Regions from separate parts of the Homo sapiens genome. Here region 2 is linked to region 1. A link is a loop called in an ENCODE intact Hi-C map of the cell type or tissue named here. Cell type or tissue: prostate gland. All regions are shown on one strand. Links, peaks and the distances in the headings refer to the core of each region. The heading gives the core; the rest is flanking DNA. Region 1 overlaps GRAMD4 (GRAM domain containing 4). Region 2 overlaps CERK (ceramide kinase).

Region 1 (2,806 bases), core at 45-2,544:
CGCAAGGTTTAGGGACGCTCACAAGGAAGAGTGACTCTGGTCCTGCAGGCAGCCCCACCCACTTCCAGTCAGCACCAGCCACCACTCTCCAAGGAATGAAGCAGAATCAGCCACAGACTAGGAGCCCCCGGGACAGGACAAGAGCCTGGCGTGGCGACACATGGCACATAGAAATCGCCCCCACAGAGGCTAAAGGAAGCCCTGGGACAGCCAGGCTGGTTGTGCACCCACCTGCTCCAGCCTTCACGCCTCCCCAGCATCTGCGAGGAGAAGGGCAGGGACAACCACCTCACTGGTCACTCCGGGGCAACCCCCAGAACGTTCTCTGATGAGTGAACGGCCACGCTGATTTGAGGGGAGGCAAAGGAGATGCATCGGCTCAGGCCTACACAGGCCCAGACTGTGGGGCTGAGGCCCAGCCGTCCACCCAGCCTCAATGCTCAGCCCTCCACCCAGCCTCAATGCTCAGCCCTCCTCCCAGCCTCGACGCCCAGCCCTCCACCCAGCCTCGACACGCAGCCCTCCACCCAGCCTCGACACGCAGCCCTCCACCCAGCCTCGACACTCAGCGCACAGGGAAGTTACTGGGAGGAAGGAAAGCAGTTCTGCGGCTATTTTTAAACCTGTAAAAGTAGATCTCTCAGGCAGGAGTCCTCTTGGCACACGACTGATTCAACAGGCCCAGCCTCACCCAAAAATAAAAATCAAGTGATAATCTTTAAATAAAACTCCTTCCCACCAGGCCAGGGGCGCGAACTCAGAATCCACCCAAAAAGCTGCTCCTGGCCTGGCGGAGTCCCGCATCCCCGGAGGCCCGCACACCCAGAGGCCCCACCTGGCCACCTCCCCCGGACTCTCACCTGAACTCTCCCAGCCCAATTCAGCCCTCCTGCCATCACCACAGGAACTTTCTAGAAGACAGGCACTCCCTCCATCGAATCACCAGGCTGCAAGTTACACTGCAGAGCCCAGAGTACGGCTTCATCTACAGCCACCAGCACAGAGGCAGCCCTTTTAACCCCTTCCTCCCGTGGCCCTCCCTGCTCAGGGAAAACAGAGAATTCCAAGAAATGCCTCGCTTTTATTGTGAAGTTTTGCCTGCATTTTCTCCCTAACATTTATTTATTGCGGTGTCATTTACCGCTATGTGCAGAGATAATGTTTACTGAACGATCAACTGTCAACACTGTCTTGGCTGATAACCAGGAAGGAGCAAGCTTCCAAGTGCGTCACATCCTAATGTTGAAGGCTGCTGAGCACATAGCTGGCCAACCACCGTTTTAGGTACATTTCAGGACACCAATGCAGGATCTAAGGTGGACAGATAATGTACTGACATTTTTACCACGTCAAATAAGAAGAACTAGGATCCCAGCCAGGGTTTTCACCCAGAGCAGCTGGTTTTCAGAAACCGACGCCTGCCTCTCCCTGTGAGAGGCACGCGGCATCTGACAGCCTGTGGGCTGGACTCTGGGGCTCCGGCCCAGCACGGAGCCAGGAGAGTCGTGTGCTCGACAGCACGTGCCATCCCTCGCCCCCACAACCTCCCTTTCCAACCAAGCGCTTGGCACCCAGCAGCCAAGCCCTCCAGGCCCCCAGTCCCTTCCCACAGCAACAGGCTCTCTGCCAAGCACCTGCTCCCTGCTGAGTGTGGGCTAGGGGCAATCAGGGACACTCCCCAACTCCAGTTCCAGCTGGTGACTCTAGGCCCCAAAGCACTAGGAAGCAAAGGTGGCACAGATAAAACTGCATCTGGGACCAAACACCAGACAGAATGGGAGCAAGGTGGTGCATCTGGAGCTCTGGAAGGTGGCCAGTAAGGCCTTAAAGTATATGCAAAAGAGTATGCCTGGTGGAGGAAACAGCCTATTGGTTCATTTGTCTACCTATCCATCCATCCATCCATCCATCCATCCATCCATCCATCCATCCATCCATGCATCCATCCATCCATCCATCCATCCATCCATCCATGCATCCATCCATCCATCCATCCATCCATCCATCCATGCATCCATCCATCCATGCATCCATCCATCCATCCATCCATCCATCCATCCATCCATCCATGCATCCATCCATCCATCCATCCATCCATCCATCCATGCATCCATCCATCCATCCATGCATCCATCCATCCATCCATGCATCCATCCATCCATCCATCCATCCATGCATCCATCCATCAATCATTTACCCACCCATTACCAAATCTACCCATTCGTTTGCCTTCTCATTGATGCATCCATCTATCCAATCATCCATCCATCTATCCACCCACATGTCCATCCATCCACACATCCACTCACCCACCCATCTAACCATCCCTTCTCCCATTCACCCACCCATCTGTCTATCTACTCACCCATCCATCCATTCATCCATCCATCCACTCACCCATCCATCCATCCATCCACTCATCCATCCATCCATCCATCCATCCACCCATTCACCCATCCATCTACCCATCCCTCTGCCATTCACCCACCCATCTATCCATCCACTCACCCATTCATCCATCCATCCATCCATCCATCCATCCATCCATCCATCCACTCACTTGTCTGTTCATCAACCCATCCATCCACCCAACATTTACCCATCCATTTACCTAATCTACCTATTCGTTTGCCTACTCACTGATCCATCCATCCATCCACCCACCCATCCATCCATCTACATGTCCACTCATCCATCCATTTATCCATCCACCCATCCATCTTTCCAGCAATGCATCCATCTACCCATCCACCCACCCGTCCACCCATCTACCTATCCACTTACCCACAGCCATCCATCCATCCAT
Region 2 (2,806 bases), core at 146-2,645, 82 kb before region 1:
TACAGGCACCCACCATTGCACCCGGCTAATTTTTTGTATTTTTAGAAGAGATGGGGTTTCACTGTGTTAGCCAGGATGGTCTCAATCTCCTGACCTCGTGATCCTCCCTCTTTGGCCTCCTTAAGTGCTGGGATTACAGGCGTGAGCCACCGCGCCTGGCCAGGTTAACATTTTTTGAACATTTTAAACTTACATAAAAATTGATAGGAAAAAAGGCAGACAATCCATTAGACAAATGGCAATGGATATAAGTAGGCGATTCACGGAAGAAAACATTCGGAAGTGGATGCTGAGCGTCTGAGTAGATACTGACCCAAGGCAATGATGAGATGCTGCTCTCAACCAGCAAGGGATGGGGAAGGGCGAAAGCACAGCTCTGTGCTGGGGAAGTTTCAGGACGCTTCTGGGCTGGCAGACCCGGTGAATGGGAAGTGGGAACTGCTAGGGTGTTTTTGGAAAGTAATCTGGCAGTGTTTTCAAACTGTAAAAAAAAAAAAAAAAAGTGATATCCTTTGACCCAACAATTCCATTTTTGATTATCTATCCCAGAGAAATTAAACCACCAGTATTTAAGAAACTTTCATACTCGAGAAGATACACTTTCTGTGTGTTTAAGAAACTCCTAATGTGTTTTACTTCCCGTCCCCCCCACCCAATTTATTTTTCTTCTCTAACAGTCTAGATTTTTGCATAACAGCGTTTTCTATGAGAAATGCAGCTGAGTCCTGCCTTTTGAGGGTTATCTCAGGAACCTGTAGCTGGTCCAGGATGCATCTCAACTTAATGGCTTCAGCGATTAGCCCAGCGTGGACTTCCAGGCACGAGTTCTCCTCTGTCCTGGAGACAGCCAGCCTGTCACCCGCATACAAGCTCCAGCTACTCGGCCTCTCTCCTAGGCCAGTGGCCCACCCTCACCGCCTGCTGGGTTCTCGATTCGGCTGTCCGGATCCCACACGTCTGCTGGGTTCTCGATTCGGCTGTCCGGATCCCATACCTCTTCTCTCCTTTCTCGCTGACCTTGGTCCCCTTTTTGCCACAGACTGGGTCAGATGACTTCTGCCTCCAGCTGGCCCCGGTCTTCCCCTCCCGACCCCTCCTGCTGCCTTTTGAATTTCTTTAGGGAGCACCCCGGCGGCTGAACCCTGGATGATGGGGATTGGAAGTTTAGAGAGCACCCTGAGGGTCACTAATCCCTTCTCCAGTGCCGTTGGCCCGTCCTGACAGCCAGCCTGTGTGCCCCATTGATGTTTAGACACCCTGCCCTGCTACAAAGTTCTTCCAGGCACTGCTCGCCCATGCGTGCCTGTGGCCTGGCTTGCATTCCTGACCTCCCCCGATCTGGCCCTGCCCCCACCTGCTCCCGGGGCACACGTGCTCACCAGCCCAGCCGTCATTATCTCCCGCATGCCCTGTGCCTCCCCAGGTGCCCTCTGCCCTCCCTGCCTGACATGTTTTCCTCTATCCTCAGCCTCACCAAGGCCCAGCCCTCCTTCCCAGACTCACCTAGCACTGGTTATTTTGCAGTATGTTCCAAGACTGGGCAGCGTTTACACCTTCTGTTTAGCTGGTTTCTCTGGCACTGCTCCAGCAGGGAACGGCGCTGGTACTGCCAGGTGGGGGTGGAAGCCCAGGTTCCCCTCAGCCTTGTTGGCAGCGGAGTCAGGGGCTGCTTGTCATTGCCGGGTGGGTGGGGGGTACAGCTCCCGCCAGGCCTCTGCTAAGGCCACCTTGGCGGGGGGTGGAGGTGCTTCCTTGCCGCTCCCCACATGCACTCCCCTAACAGCACGTGGGTGGAGTGTGGGCACCTTGCAGCTCAGTGGCAGTGAAAGCCCTGTCTCCCCACCAGGCCTCCTCTTACTCCACTCCAGCAAGGAGGAAGGGGCACCTCGCCAGTGCAGGGTGGGGGCCCGGGCTGGGCTGCCCCTTTGTCTCCACCAATGCCTAGTGGGCATGAGGCTTTTTACCAGCTGGCGCTGATGGGGGTTCCAGCTTCCTGCGTGGCCTCCCCTGTACAGCCCTGGCAGAGGTTGTGGGGTGCCTGCTCACAGCCTCTCAAGGGTGGAAGTCTAAGCTGCTAGTTGGCCACTTGGGCTTGGTTGGAGGGCTGGGCCCGTTTTTTTCTGGGGTAGGTTGTTATTGTCTCAAAGTTTTCTGTCTTGCAAAGCTGCCCCTTCCCTGGCTAGACTGAGTTGGCTTTCACTGGGGCTCTGCGTTTGTACCTGTTGGCATTTCCAGGTTTCAGGCTGCTCCAGTTCCAAATCCAAGATAGACGAGGCAAAGGAAACCCCCAGGGGGATGCCGTGTGTCTTTCTCAGATCCCAGGCCCTGAACAGCTGCCTTTTCTCTGCCTGTCAGAGTCTTCTTATATTTGTTTCATGTGTGACGTCCAGGGCTTCACTTAATAGGAGGAGTAGGAAAAGCACAGCTAATCCATCCTCCCAGAAGCAGAAGGTGCTTGTGCATTAAAACAATTTCTTTCTCTCTGCTCTTTAGAATAGATTCTTTCTGCTGACCTATTTTCAACTTCACTATTCCTCTATCTAATTCATTCTGCTGCTAAGCCTATCTGGTGATTTTTAAATTTCAGATACTGTACTTTCCAGTTTTAAATTTTTCCTTTTGGTTCCAATAGTTTCCATTTCTTTCCTGAAAACTTCTTTTTTTTTTGAGATAGACTGTCACTCTGTTACCCAGACTGGAGTGTAATGGTGTGATCTCGACTCACTGCAAACTCCACCTCCTGGGTTCAAGCAGTTCTCGTGCCTCAGCCTTCTGAGTAGCTGGGATTACAGGTGCCTGCCACCAT

The links. Hi-C counts contacts between places; a loop is a spot of excess contacts. Peaks named below come from ENCODE experiments on the same cell type or tissue, not always from the same donor. Only the 100,000 strongest peaks of a DNase experiment are listed, where the experiment ranks them.
Region 2: a loop joins it to region 1, with 9 times the contacts of the local background. A loop is called at or near these places in 1 of 110 quality-filtered maps.

What each region holds. Positions count from the first base shown.
Region 1 is chr22:46,648,068-46,650,873 of GRCh38, reverse strand. The region is part of intron 3 of GRAMD4 (GRAM domain containing 4); the gene reads right to left. Among named protein-coding and RNA genes, the nearest start is that of GRAMD4, 29 kb to the right of the region's middle. In prostate gland, for the core only: no CTCF peak of the experiment used is centred there; a DNase peak (open chromatin) is centred at 1,273; H3K27ac peaks cover 1,687 bases.
Region 2 is chr22:46,730,282-46,733,087 of GRCh38, reverse strand. The region is part of intron 1 of CERK (ceramide kinase); the gene reads left to right. Among named protein-coding and RNA genes, the nearest start is that of CERK, 6.6 kb to the left of the region's middle. In prostate gland, for the core only: no CTCF peak of the experiment used is centred there; a DNase peak (open chromatin) is centred at 1,557; H3K27ac peaks cover 698 bases.